Regions from separate parts of the Homo sapiens genome. Here all the other regions are linked to region 3. The links are chromatin loops, found by intact Hi-C in ENCODE. Cell type or tissue: B cell. All regions are shown on one strand.

The links. Peaks named below come from ENCODE experiments on the same cell type or tissue, not always from the same donor. Only the 100,000 strongest peaks of a DNase experiment are listed, where the experiment ranks them.
Region 1: a loop joins it to region 3, with 11 times the contacts of the local background. A loop is called at or near these places in 26 of 110 quality-filtered maps.
Region 2: a loop joins it to region 3, with 20 times the contacts of the local background. A loop is called at or near these places in 95 of 110 quality-filtered maps.

The regions. Positions count from the first base shown.
Region 1 is chr1:207,497,745-207,502,744 of GRCh38, forward strand. All of the region lies in intron 1 of CR1 (complement C3b/C4b receptor 1 (Knops blood group)), which reads left to right. Among named protein-coding and RNA genes, the nearest start is that of CR1, 4.1 kb to the left of the region's middle. RefSeq lists an enhancer at 1,816-1,875. In B cell, CTCF peaks have their summits at 1,931 (motif pointing left) and 2,132; DNase peaks (open chromatin) are centred at 477 and 1,937; H3K4me3 peaks cover 701 bases; H3K27ac peaks cover 667 bases.
Region 2 is chr1:207,082,167-207,087,166 of GRCh38, forward strand. No RefSeq gene overlaps it. Among named protein-coding and RNA genes, the nearest start is that of C4BPB, 4.2 kb to the right of the region's middle. RefSeq lists an enhancer at 2,787-2,996. In B cell, CTCF peaks have their summits at 2,704 and 2,909; a DNase peak (open chromatin) is centred at 2,715.
Region 3 is chr1:207,402,800-207,407,799 of GRCh38, forward strand. The region is part of intron 1 of LOC124904498 (a long non-coding RNA gene); the gene reads right to left. Among named protein-coding and RNA genes, the nearest start is that of CR2, 49 kb to the right of the region's middle. In B cell, CTCF peaks have their summits at 2,307 (motif pointing left) and 2,508; DNase peaks (open chromatin) are centred at 2,302 and 3,202; H3K27ac peaks cover 1,374 bases.

The DNA.
Region 1 (5,000 bases), 95 kb after region 3:
CCTATGTTGATTAAGTTACTGTTATAAACAATCCCAGACACTATTAATTGCAAAAAAAAAATTTACTGAGGTTATCACAATAACTTCCAAATGTGAAACAGCCTAAACTAAACTACCTAGAAATTTTGTTGCTGACATAATTTAAATTTTAAAATGCTGATGGATGCTTCCAGTGTGCACGGTCCTTTGGAATTTTAAAGAAGTATAAGAGCTCTGCACCCAAAGTGTATGCATATAGAAGTAGGTGGTGGAGTTTTATGAAATCTACTTATTAGGAAGCCAGCGTTCTGCTTTTTCCAGCCTCTGCTACTTACCAGCTGGTGTCTTGGACCCAGTAAGTTAAGTCACATCACTGACCTTCAGTGTCCACATGTATAAAATGAGCACAACTGACATCCTGATCTCTGAGAGAGACGTTTTGAAAATCAGATGGTGTAATGCATGTGACAGTGTTTTGTAATCTGAAAACCCCCATGCATGTCTGAAAAACCATGACTAAGAAGTCGTGCAAGACTGCAGGATCACCGAAAAGCGAGAAATCTCAACTCCTATGATCAGGAAAGGATGAGTGAAAGGTATATGGCTTTACTAGCACTTAAAGAGTGAATCTAGAAACAGATTGCATACGACAAAAAATAGCAGAGGAGCTAGGATTGTTTTGTTATTATGAGTTACTCACAGTACCCGTAAAGTGGTATAGTGCTATTTGAAAGAGGACTTAGATTAGCTGCAAATAGATATTGCAAATGTAGGACAACCCCTGAAAAATGTGAAAAAAAGAACTATAATTTATATGTTAATAAGTAAGAGAGAATTGCATCATATAAAATGCTCAGTTAAAACAATAAAGATGGCTGGGGACAGTGGCTCATGCCCATAATCCCAGCACTTTGGGAGGCTGAGGTGGGTGGATCACCTCAAGTCAGGAGTTCAAGACCAGCCTGGCCAACATAGTGAAACCCTGTCTCTACAAAAACACAAAAATTACCAGGGCATGATGGTGGGTGCCTGTAGTCCCAGCTACTCGGGAGGCTGAGGCATGAGAATCGCTTGAACCTGGGAGGCGGAGGTTGCAGTGAGTCGAGATCGTGCCATTGCACTCCAGCCTGGGTGACAGAGCGCAACTCCAAATCAAAAAAAAAAAAAAAAGAAACAAACAAACAAAACAAAAAACAATAAAGGGCAGGAAAAGAATGGAAGACAAAAAATAGAAACAGAGAACAAGAGAAAAAAAGCAACAAATAAAAACCAGTAACAAAACTAAAGCAACTATATCAACAATCATTTTGAGTGTCAATGATCGAAATGCACCATTTGAAACAGATCATCAGAGTGGATCAAGAAACAAGACCCAACTATATACTGTGTACAACAAGACCGTTTTAAATATAGACAATATATATGAAAAGTAAATGGATAAAGATATACCATGCTAATGCTAGTCACAGAAAGCAGGAATAGCTGTGTTAATTTCAAACACAGCAGACTTCAGACCAAGAAAAATTATTAGGGATAAAGAGGGGCATCATATAATGATAAAGGGGCCAATTATCCAAGAAGACGTAACAATATCCCATATGTATGCACCTGATGGAGAGACAAAATACGTGAGGCAAAACCCATAGAACTGCAAGGAGAAATAGATGGATTTACTATCATAGTTGGAGACTTCTATGATATCTTTCTGATATCAGAAAAGGTGCTGAAGTCTCCTTATCAGAAATGGGCAGATTCAGCAGGCAGAAAATCCGTAAGGACATACTTGAATTCAACAGCACCATCAATCCACTTGGGTATAATTGACATATATAGATGACTTCATCCACAACAGCAGAGCACATATTCTCCCGCTTACATTCATGGGGATAGACCACATTCTGAGCCATAAAATAGTACACGAATTAAGCTTTACCAGGCAGTGTTTAATATAGGGTGGACTCTGGCGCCCTCACGTGGTCCTCATATAGGATCTGGTTTGGTTATCCCTGCTAGGTAAAGGTGCAAGATAGAAGGGAAGTTCCAATTTGCTTTCTGTGCTTTGTGGTGTATTTTGGTTTACATATGCTCAGATGAGTGGATGTGTGATTTATATTATCTATTTTAATCTAAAATAAGCTTCACATTTGGACAGGTAACATCAAAAGTGTCCTACACAGAAATGCTGGGTGAAGATCCCAGTAATAAAACCAACTCCAGAAAACAAGAAAATGGTAGAGTTGACAATCCCTCTCACCCTCTCCGCAAAGACACATGTATACACATTTTTTGTCAGAGGCATTAAGTAGAAGAAATGCTGTCAGTCTAATCACAACTGATCACAACTCGATGAAACCAAAAAACCTAGAAAGTATCATGAAGACTGTCGAAATAAGCTTTACATTCACTATTGTGAACAGAGAGACTCAATGTGACTGTTTTTTGTCCCGTTAGATGTTAGCTAATGATTGTGCTAAGTCATGATGATTAACAAAGCATTTAAAATATTTATTTTATCTGTGTTACATTTCAAAAATTTATATTGAGGCATATAATTTATGTTCGTGTACATATATAATTTATAAATTTATATATTTGAAAGGGCATGCTCTTTTTTTAAACTGATAGAGGTGCCTAAGCAAAGCAAGTGCAAATCTATTCCTTAAAGGGTAAGTATGCAGAATGGAAAGCAGAGTGTTCTTTGGGTTGACAGCTCATATTGCAACAGACATGAAAGTGATGATGTGTTAATTGTGCATATAGCACAGAATACATCAACTTGCTTTGAATGGAATATCTGAACCAGGAGAATGTGAAAGTGGGCTGAGTCATACAAGACAAAACCCGAAATGAGATAACAATACATACCCACTAGAATGACTAAAATGAAAAAGATTGACCGAGCCAAGTGTTGGCGATAAGGTGGAGTAACTGGAATTATAATATACTGCTATTTGGCAGGTAAAATTATAACATTAACTTTAGAAAATAGTTCAACAGATTCTTAAAACCTTAGACACACACTCAACATTTTACTCTTAGGTTTTTACCCAAGAGAAATGAAATCATATGTCCACACAAAGACTTGTACATGAATTTTCATAGCAGTTTTGTTTGTAATAGCCAACACGTGGAAACAATCCAAATGTCCCTCAACAAGTAAATGGATAAACTAAATTAAGATATATTTATGCAATTGAATATTACCCAGCAACTAAAGGAAACAATTTGTATACATGCAGCAACCTAGATGGATCTCTAATTATGCTGTGTGAAGGCTAAACCATAAAAAAAAACCTGAGTGATTTCCTTTATACAATAGGATATAAATGAAGTGATTTAGGTTATATGAAATTTTAGAAAGTCAAATCAATCTGTAGTAAGAGAAAACCACCTGAGTTATTTCCTTTATATGATAGGATATAAACGAAGTGATTCGGGTTATATGAAATTTTAGAAAGTCAGATCAATCTGTAGTAAGAGAAAACACATTGAAGGTTGCCTAGAGAAGGAAGTGGATGTTTGGATGGATTACAGAAGGGCATGAGGGAACTCTGTGTGGGTGGGATGTATGATGGAAACGTTTATTGTCTTCATTTTGGTGATGGTTTCACAACGCATACATATGTTATAAGTAATCGAATTGTACACTTCAAATACTCATCAATCATTGTATGTAATATATCTTGATAAAGCTATAAAAACTTTTAAAATTATGGTAGGTCTTCAGTTTGTGGATTTTATATTAATATATTTGTCATAGGAACTAGTCACAATTGAGGGATTGGTAATAAAGGAGAGAAAGGAAACTACATCAAGCTTTCTTTGTTGAAGGCTCATATATTCCTTTTTTGAGCTATTATACAACTTTGCTTTTTATAATTACCTATACTATTCATATACTACTATGCAGGTAAGAATATTATGTAATTAAGGGGAAGGAACTTCTTTCCAAGAATGGTTCATTCAATTTGCTTTGTTACTTTAGGTCTCATTCCTTCCTCTCGTTGCAAGCTTTGCTGTGACATTTACCCTCTCTCAATACAGCTTTTGGCGCTAGGCACTTCACATGGAATCTCTTCCTTTGTCCGGCATCAATGGATAAGACAAATATCAAAATTGTATTTCATCCCACATATCAACTAGAGGAAAGGTGAATGCATAACACTGAAAATAACAGCAACTGTTTTACTCAGTGTTTTTTTTTTTTACAGTATCCTCAAAGTGCTGTTATCTATCAAAATCAGCTGTGAAAATTTTTAAAAATAGACTCCTGGGCCCTAACCTAGACCCACTAAATCAGAGATTTGGGGGACATAGCTTGGATTCTTGATTTTTTTGAGTTTTATAAGTAATTCTTCATTTTTTGTTCATTGCAACAAATATGCATTGAGTTCTTATAATTGAGTGTTAAGCACCAGGACTAAGTATTAATTTAGAGGTACAAAAAAACACATCATCTCTTGCCTTTAAATTATGCATATCTAATATCTATTGAGAGAAATAGATACTTCTAAAAGCACACAAAGATAAAAAGCACAAATTGTAATAACAAACAATTATTGATATGAAAGGAAAAGCAAAGTGTCGGACTAGAAATTATTATAGGGTGGGGCAGAGGGAAGTAGTTTAGATTCCAAATCCCTAAGAGGGTCAGGGAAGGCTTCAGATGAGATTGGGTGTGTTCAGGGTGGTATGGCCATAGGCAGGCTGGGGAAGGCTTCTATAAGAAAGTGACATTTTAGCAGATGCCTGAAGGAAGAATTGAAGTCAGAGTGAAGATAAAATTGCGTCACATAGAAGGAATGTCATAGACGGGAAAAATGTGTGTCTTTGGGAAACTGAAAAAGGGGAAAGGGCCACACCTTGGTGAGGGGACCAAGTGGCACAAGATGAGGCAGGGAACATAGACAAGGGCTTCCTTGCTTAACAACTGCTGGCTTAATAAAGCAAATGTGTGATGATGGATACAGGCTGTCTGGGAAAAATAAGTAAGAAATATGAGCTTTCTTGGAGCATCATCC
Region 2 (5,000 bases), 320 kb before region 3:
TTCATTTTTGTAGAAATAGGGTCTCACTATGTTGCCCAAGCTGGTTTTGAACTCGGCAGGAGGTGATGAGCCCATGGGCACTTCCTGTGGCGTCTGACAATGGCCCATCACCAAGGTTTATGGTCTCTAGAAGTATTTTGCACCATCCAACCTTCATTCATTCTCTTGAACTCATTTGAGAATTTGACATGCTAAGGACTCTCTACCCAGAAAAAGGTTGACACATAGGTTTTGCATACAGTTTAGGGAGGTCATGACCTGAAACCCATTCTTGGACCTCAGGGTAGGAAACAGGAGCTACGTAATACTGTCCATACTCTCTTGTCCATTTCTCTCCTTTAACATGTAAAAGAAAAAATAATCCAGTGACATGCATTTGATACTATTTAAGCGGAGGAGGGGAATATATGATGTACTGGAATTTTTTTACTGCACACTGGGATATTTAAGAACGTGGTTTTTAATGAGATAGCATCACTGTAATCATGGAGAGTAATATTTTCTTTCTCTTAAAAACATCAAAGCACAGTCTTTCTTCTTTTATTCTCATCAAGCCAATGTCAGCTGCATTCCTTCAGCCCTTTACAAGCAGAACAACTACGCTTCTGAATTCCCAAAGGCATTTAAATGCCTTTTTGATTGTATGCAACACTCTACCTGTGAAAATCAGATTAGATTCTATAGGAGAGTTTCCCTGCAATTAAGCAAAATAATTTCAGAAGCATAGGAACGCTTGGGAAGCAGCACTGTAGCATGGGGTCTACTCTCAACATGTTTAATGCCCTTCACCAAACATCCAGCCTACTTTCAGAGAATAACTTGTTTATCCATTTGGGTTTCCTTCATCACTGATATGTTTGCCTCTTCATTGCCATTCAGTTTTCACTTCCTAGGTTCTCTCCTCTTTCCCCCATTGTCTTTGTAGAATTTATGGATGGGAAGGGAAACTGTGTCAGAGTATGCTTTAATAAAGTCTGTTAAATATTCTTTTCTGAATTTAAATTCCTGAGTCATTTCACTCAAACTCTGTTTCAGATTAGAGTTGGTTTCAGCTGTGGATTTCAGTAAATCTAAAATAACAACTCCAAGGTCACATTGGTTCAGGCTGGTAATCTCAGCTCTTTGGGAGGCTGAAGCGGGAGGATTGCCTGAGGCTAGGAGTTCAAAACCAGCTTGGGCAATATAGTGAGACCCCCCCCCCACCCATCTCTACAAAAATAAAAAATAAATCAGACAGGAATGGTGGTGCACACTTGTAGTCCTACCTACTCGGGAGGCTGAAGTGGGAGAATTGATTGAGCCTGGGAGTTTGATGCTGCAGTGAGCTATGATCATGCTACTGAACTCCAGCCTGGATGACAGAGTGAGACTCGCTCTCTCTCTCTTTCTCTGTCTCTCTCGCTCAAAAAGAACAATGTGTTGGATTCTACTTCATAGAGGAAGGTGGCTACTCCAGTTGCAGAAAACATGTTTACACTCTGGCCAGCAGGAAGGAAGAAGGCAACAGGACATACCAGCTTCTTTTAAGGATATTTCCCTTCTCATGTAACCCATAAATATATACACCTACTGTAAAGTTAAAAATTAAAAAAAGAATATTTCCTAGATTTTGCAAGCACACTTATGCTTATACCTCATTGGTCAAAATGTAGTCAAGTGGCTACATACAGCTTTCATGCAGGCTGGAATATTTTTATTCCAAGTGGCTTTGTGCCAGTTATAATTAGGGTTTAGTTACCAAAGAAGGGTTCAATAGCTATTGAAGAAGTAGCAACCTGCCTTAGTAGGTAATTGAAACATTGTAGCAGGTCTGAAGAGCTATAACAAGGTGAGCAGTAGCCTTTGAGGAGTTAGGCTGCCATTGCTTTGTAAGAGAGGAAAAAATTATTTTTCCTTCTACCCTCCTAGGTTCTCTGCCTGGGACTTTGTAAATTAGACTAACAAAACAGATTGACAAAAGAAACCCAAACAATTTATTAATGTGTGAAGCACACCCCACCTGGGAGGAACCTCATGATGAGTAACTCAAAGGGGAGTTAGAGCTTAGATTTATATAGCATCTTAACAAAAGAGCAATAACTTTGTAGAGAAGTGACAAGACAAAGGAAAAAACGTTAAGTTTCTAGGGCTGCAAATTTTGAGAAGGCAAATACCTGAAAGAAACTAATGGAGAAGGTTTGTGTAGGTCTGTCTTGACACTGACTTCTTTGTGGACATAAATCTCCCTCCGGAGAAAGGACTTACAGCAGTCCTCATTCCTCAGAAGTTTCTGCTTAGAGTCATCTAAGAGATACTCCAGGAAGGCTTCTTTCTGCTTCCATTGCATCTCATTTGCCTGCAGTTCAAAATAATCTTTATGCCAAAGAGGCATATTTTAAGGTGACTTATTCTTGTCCCCTAAAACTTAGAGTAACAATGCATCAACTCTGATCTTGCCACAGTGCAGGTCCATCTAAACTCATAATTAAAGCTTATTCTACAGTGTTTCATGCACAATTTGATTTTTACAAATTCTTTTTAAAATTTACATTCCCATGGAATCTGCCTAAGGCTACTTTTTGCAAAGCTTATAGCTTGCAGTGAACGCCAAGAATGAGTTCTCAGAAAATTCCAGCTGAGCGGGGGAGGGAGCAGCTCTTCTGAGGAGAGTCCGCCCCAATATCTGCCCACCATGTATTCATTGAAAGGGCTTGTTACACCACAAACATCCACCAGATGGCTTTTTGAGGTCGGGTTGTGAGACACCTGTGGCCTTGTCAAAGCACTCAAACCGCATTCTCAGGAGGCTGTTTTCAGCGTTCCTTATCACACACTCCACTCCTTGTCCTGTTTTCAGGGTCAAGGAATTATATTCTCATGCACAAATAACATACACACAGTGCCTCAGCATTTTTCCATGCCCCAACCTCAAATGCCTTGTACATAAGTTTGAGTATGTGGCTGTGCGCCCCCCACACTTTTCTGGCCCAGGTTGTTTTGGTCAGGCATTGGGGAAACATCAACCCAACGTGTAAAAAACATTAAAAGAGCAATTTAAATCTTTTCTGAATTCTCTTGACAAAGACCAAAGGGAATCCATTCATGACACCCTGTAGAACTTCTTAAAATAGTCTTTCCTGAATTCTCTTAAAATCTTACACACACTGCAATGTGTGTGCCCCTTTTATAACTTCCCACAACTCTTCCCCCAGATTGGGCATTGCTGACTTTTATATTTCTACTCTTCCTTCCTCACCTCCTGATCTCTTCCTTTAACTACCATCTGCCCATTTCTTTGTGTTTTGTTGTTATTTGTTTTTTTGAAACAGGTTCTTGCTTTGTTGCCTACACTGGAGTGCAGTGGTGCAATTACAGCTCACTGAAGCCTTGATCTCCTGGACTCAGGTGATCCTCCTGTCTCAGCCTCCCAAGTATCTAGGACTACAGGCACATGCCACCATGCCTGTCTAATATATATAAAATTTTATTTTTTATAGAGATGAGGTCTTGCTATGCTGGTCTTGAACTCCTGTGCTCAAGCCATCCACCTGCCTCGGCCTCCCAAAGTGTTGAGATTACAGGTGTGAACCACTATGCCCAGCTTGCCCATTCCATTGTAAAGCAATGAAGCCAGTCTGAGAACAACAGTTTCACCTGATCTATTACCCCAGTTCTCCAGGAAACGATCTGGCATAGATCCAACTATCTTTTAATGTTCAAAGGAATAGAAGAGCCTGCTAACGCTCATTTATTAATTCGCCTAATTTTGGATACAAATAGTAAAATATATAAGCCTGTAATCTTTATTTACTCTTGTGGTGTAAATATTCACCCATCAGGAGCCCCAGGAGGACCCTGTCCTGGAGCTGAGGGTAAGCCCTGAAGAATATGCAGGCTTGGAAGGGGAGCAGAGGGAGGCAGGAAGGTGGTGAAGGGGGAGGTGTTGGGGAGAGGAGGAGGGAGGCAGAGAGAAGAGGAGAAATTCCTCTGTCTCTGTCTCTCTCTGATTCACTCTGTCAGTGTCTCCTCTGTCTGTCTTTTGTCTCCATCTCTGTCTCTGATGCTCTTGCTCATCCTGTGGGGAGAGAGGGCTGAGGAGGGAAGAGTGGGATTGGGGCGGGGGACAATGGCAGTGCCAGGTGGAGACTTGTCCTTCAGAGTCCCCAGACACCCCTTCCTAAGCATCTCTATCTCTCTGCATCTATCTCTGATTCTGCCTCTCCCCCAAGACCCACCATATTACTCTCTTTCTCTCTCTCAATCACTCTCTGTTTCTTTCTTTAATCTCTAATTCTAAAATCCAAAAACCTTTGAGACAAAGTTTTCTTCTAATTCATTTGACAGAAAAAACCTGACCCAAACTTTGTGATGCTATTTATTGTCTCTATAGAGCCCACTTAGTGTGAATATTTTTGTATTTTTATATTTTATGGAGAAATATTAGTAAGACAATAGTATAAGTGATATGGTTTCTAAAGTCCTATAGTTCTGAATCTGAAGTAAGCCATTAAGATGAAGAATTACTTGCAATTATTTCCTGTAATACATGTTCTATTTTATGTCCATATTTATGTAGGGCTAAACTAGATTTTCCTTCCTTTTTAAAATAATTTATTGTACAAACATTCTGTATATAAATCTATAAAAGATACTGAAGAACATGCATTCCTCAAGAAGTAGAACATGGGGTATGTAAATAAAAATTATTCAAAGCTTAGGATTAGCAAAAAGAGATCACTGGAGTAAATGCTCAATGGATTCCTGGGCATTTTCTAGCAGGCCCTCTGGAGATGATCTCTGACTGACTTTATTTAAAGTTCTTTTAGAACTCTTTAAGCATAGAGGTTAATTTGCAGTAAATTTATAGGAATGCAAATGACTCTTATCTGAGAACAATGCAAATGATTCCTGGTTATAGTAGAGCAAATATATTTTGTCCATTTTGTTTTAATTACTTTCCACCAGGTAGAAAAGCTAATTGCAAATATTACAGTTTGTTACTCTGTAGGATATTAACCAGT
Region 3 (5,000 bases):
GAGGAACCGGGAGAAACACATTTTAACCAGGCTAGCATACAGTTAAGCAGCCACTGCAGGCTTTCCCTTACTGGAAGTCCCACTCAGAGAAAAAGGCCTTTGCGCTAAGTTTAGGTAATTTGCAATGAGACAATATGCCACACTGCTACCAAGGAAACAATGATTTATTGTAGGGAAAAAATTCAAATCAAAACAATAGAACTATTCATTGTGGAAAAATTATTAAAACAAAAACCTCTGTGTTATGTTTAGGTTTCAGGAAAAATAGTAATCTTCTCGATTTATAACTTCTGATGCCTCAGAAAGAGGAACAAGTAATAATTGTTCATCTTTACTATGGGAAGTACAGGAATTTTACTAAATTTGAGAGTTCTGTCATTAATTTTTAAGACTACTTATTGTTTTATATCTTTAATTCCTTAAAACAAGATGTCTCAAACTGTAAAATTCAGCATAAAGGGTACTGATATATATTTCATAATAGATAAGCCAAGAGTGAAATAATACAAAAACAGATACAGTGCTATATGAAAACTTAATCTAGGATGAACATAATATCTCAATTTATTAGAAATTAATGTTGTATTTTAAAAATGAGGCCAGCATAAATGTATACAGTTTTGGAAGAAAGATTGCTGCACACACCATTTGTATAAGGAAAATTCAGGTGGACTATATACTAAAACTTAAATACACATATATGATTTTATTCCCTTTTGTGTGTATCACAGTAAAAATTGGGAATAACAATTGGATAAACTTCAACATAATAAAACTCAGAAAATATAAAGAAAAATAATAATGTAATATTAAAAATTATGTGGCAAAAGTAAATGTAAGCCAGAGAGAAAATATTTGCAACTGATTAATAGTCAATATAAAATGAATTCTACAAACTGAAAAGAAAAAGACTGTCAAATAAAAAATTGGACAAAAATGAAGCAATAGACAATTACAGAGGGAAAATTGCCTATAGCTAACAAATATATGGAAAGAAGTTTAACCTTACAGGCATTTAGAGATATGAAAATAGAAAATTATAAATTAGTCTCTATTAATCAGATTGGCAAAATTTTAAGCATTCAAAGTTGAAAAGATTTTGGTAAAACAAAGGTATACATCAGTGGTAGAGGTATGAATTTCTACAATGGAAAGTAATTGGAAAGTAATCTGGCAGTTTCTGATAACATTTAAGTATATATAATGCTTAACCTATAAATCTCACTTTTATGATACACATTCTATAAAAATATAGATACATATAAGTGTACACATACATATATGCATGATATAGTCTGGATATTTGTCCCCACCCAAATCACGTATTGAATTATAATCTCTGATGTTGGAGATGGGACCTGGAGGGAGGTGACTGAATCATGGAGCCGGATTTCTCAGGCATGGTTTAGCACCATCCACTTGGTAGTGTTCTCATGATAGTGAGTGAGTTTTCATTAGATCTGTCCATTTAAAAGTGCATGGCACCACCCCACCACCACTCTCCCTTTTGCTCCTGCTTTTGCCACGTGACATGTCTTTTCCCCCTTTGCCTTCCACCATGATTGGAAGCTTCCTGAGGCCTCTCCAGAAGCAGATACGCTATGCTTCTTGTACAGCTTGCAGAACCATAAACCAATTAAACCTCTTTTCTTATAAATTACCCAGTCTCAGGTATTTCTTTATAGCAATGAAAGAATGACCTAACATAGTACATATATAAGTACATCATCACATATATAAAACATTTTCATTGTAGACAATAAACATATAAATAATAAAGGAAATTGTCCCTAGTTTGAAGATAACCTTGAATCTATAGAGTGAATAGGGTCACAGACTTTCAGACAGAATTGATAAAGCAAATACATCTACCTAGGATTATTCTGGAAAAAAAAATCTCTGAATTCAGAGGCAGAAAGTTGTACTTTATAGAAGTTTTCGGTTACTAGGTTTATTAGATCTTTTCATGTTCCTTAATAGAAAATACATTCTTCACACTATTCTAAAAACTATATATATACTTTTTTACATTATTTTGCTTTTATAACTTACTGTCTTCTGCTACCCAGTTCCAGAGATTTGAGGTATAAATACGCCATCTAGAAGGCACTTGGAACCTTCACAGCTGACAATAGTTCACATTTCTGAAATACTAAAAATTCAAGCAAGTGTATCAAAATATCAAAGAAAGTTATCACATTGTATTGCTAATGAATATGTACTTTTTCATATATGGTTATTGGAGGGTAAGGTATTTTTTTCTTTTAAACAGCTAAGTGGACTTTGATCAGTTATGGCTATGTCTCCATCTAGTGGTAGGTAAGTACTCTAAGGATTTGCACAGTAAGTGAGGCCATTGTCACACTGAAACAGCTGAGGTGCTGAATACATAGGAATTCTGTGGTTTTTATTGGGTACACATCATCAGGGTCACCACAATTTGTCTTTTTTTTTTCTTTTTGAGACAGAGTTTTGCTCTTGTCACCCAGGCTATAGTAGTGCAATGGTGCAATCTTGGCTCACTGCAACCTCCACCTCCCGGGTTCAAACAATTCTCTTGCTTCAGCCTCCTGAGTAGCTGGGATTACAGGCACCTGCCACCATGTCCAGCTAATTTTTGTATTTTTTTTTTTTTTTTTTTTTTAGTAGAGACGAGGGTTTCACCATGTTGGCCAGGCTGATCTCGAACTCCTGACTTCAGATGATCTGCCCGCCTCGGGCTCCCAAAATGCTGGGATTCGAAGTGCAAGCCACCACACCTGGCCTTGCTTTTAATACAGGATGAAATAATATTTTCTGCTGATGATAACTTGCATTTAAATTCCTACTTGCAAATTTAGTAACATCAAGTTTTTGAGGTATTCACAAAGTCTTTTCAAACATTAACTAAAATTCAAAAGTTTAAATATATATTAAAAAAACTAGTGGCCCTTATTTATGGATTAGTTAGCTACATAGGCCTCTTATCTGTTCTTCCTGAACTTCAGAGCCAAGACTTCTTATCCACACTTATTTATAGCCCTCAGACCTTTTTAAATATGAAGTCCCAGGTATAACATTTATATACCTTTGTGATGACTCTCCATTTACTAACTGAACCTTTTGAGCCTTCATTCTGTCATCTGTAACAATGTCAATAAACACTTCACAAACCTATAATACTTTCTGCATTTATATACATTGTCTCATGTAATCCTTCCCACCACCCCCTGAGGGGGATAGAGAAAGTGTTTACTGTCTCTATCTTATGATGAGGAAGATGTAGTTCAAAGAGATCTTATAACTCATCCAAACTCAATAAACTGACAAATGGCAGAGCTAGAAATTTATATTAGATTTCTTGATTCCAAGTTCAATGTTCTTTGTAAGATTTGCCCCATTTACAACTATGATGATTAAGGGAGCTAATGTTTGTATAAATGCTTAAGTCCAATAGAACCATAATTTATTGTAAAATTACATAATAAAGATAATGAGGTCCCTGAATGTGAGACACTTATGGGGAGATCAGAGAATCCTTCATAAAAGCATATATATCAGGCTGAATTTAGCTGACCCTCAAAATGAAAATTCTCCAGAAATCTGAAGCCTATATAATCTATTAGATATATATTTTTCTATCTTCCCACTCTCTGTGGCCATCTTCTTAAAACATTACTAGGTGAATTATTGCTAAGTTTTCTTACATAAATTAGATGAACAACAAGAAAAAAGCTACATAACTTAACAAACGTATGTCTTAGTAGCAAACAACAACAACAAACCCAAACTAACTGAATGCCTGTATGTGTTGGTTGTGTGTATAAGGCGCTGTACGTAAGAAGTGTGTATGTTGGGGCTGGAGTCTGCTATAAAGAACAGTAATGTCAGATTCTTTCCCTTGAAGTTTTTGTTTCCCCTTCTCCGCCACTTCCCTTTCCCATTTCACTCTATTCCCATCAAAAGGATTCTGACTTGCATAAAACGACAGAACCACAGGAATGGGAAAGGGAAATAAAAACGGAGTCACATTTTTTTGCTCCTGTTTCATGACATCTGCACAAGTCGCCTTCCAGTCTTTAATTTCAGTGGAACCTTTAAGTACTTGTTATATGTCTTTGTAGAAAAACAGATTTCGACCATATGCTCTATGCAGAAGGGAAGCTGAATTGCAACCTCAATTTCTCCTAATTTCTGCCTCCTGACCACCCCCTCCCCACCCAATCCATGAACATCTTTACAAGTATCAGAAGCAGGCCAGGCATAGTGGCTCATGCCTGTAATCCCAGCACTTTGGGAAACCAAGGTGGGAGAATTCCTTGAGGAGGGGAATTCAAGACCAGCCTGGACAACATAGAAAGACCCAACCCCCTCCGCCGCCGCCCCACCACAAGAAGTTTTTTCTTTTTCTTTTTCTTTCTTTCCTTCTTTTTTTTTTTAATTAGCCAGGCATGGTAGTGCGCATATGAGGTCCCAGCTACTGGGGAGGCTTAGGTAGGAGGATTGCTTGAGCCCAGGAGTTTGAGGTTAAAGTGAGTTGTGCCACTGTACTCCAGCCTGGGCAATAGAGTGAGACCCTGTCTCTAGAATAATAATAATAATAATAAGAAGAAGAAGAAGAAGAAGAAGAAGAAGAAGAAGAAGAAGAAGAAGAAGAAGAAGAAGAAGAAGAAGAAGAAAAAGAAAAAAAGAAGAAGCAAAACCCAAAGAGCTAATCTCATACTTGCTCTCTTTCTTTTCTGCCACTACAGAAAACAGAAGAGGACTAGAATTACTTGTGGTCCTAATAATCTAACCAGGCATACTCAAAACTAATCGCAAATGTTTCTTTTAGGATGTATACAAGGCCTAAAATTGACTTTGGAAACATTGAGTATCTTCCCTTCCCATCACAGGCAATAAACAAATGTGGGCTGGTGCACATCTTTTCCTGCCCCTGAAAAGGTTTTATTACCTCTGGACAAGTGATTTCCTAACCTGAGGTCAATATTATCTTAATCATATTTCACAGATAGGCCAAT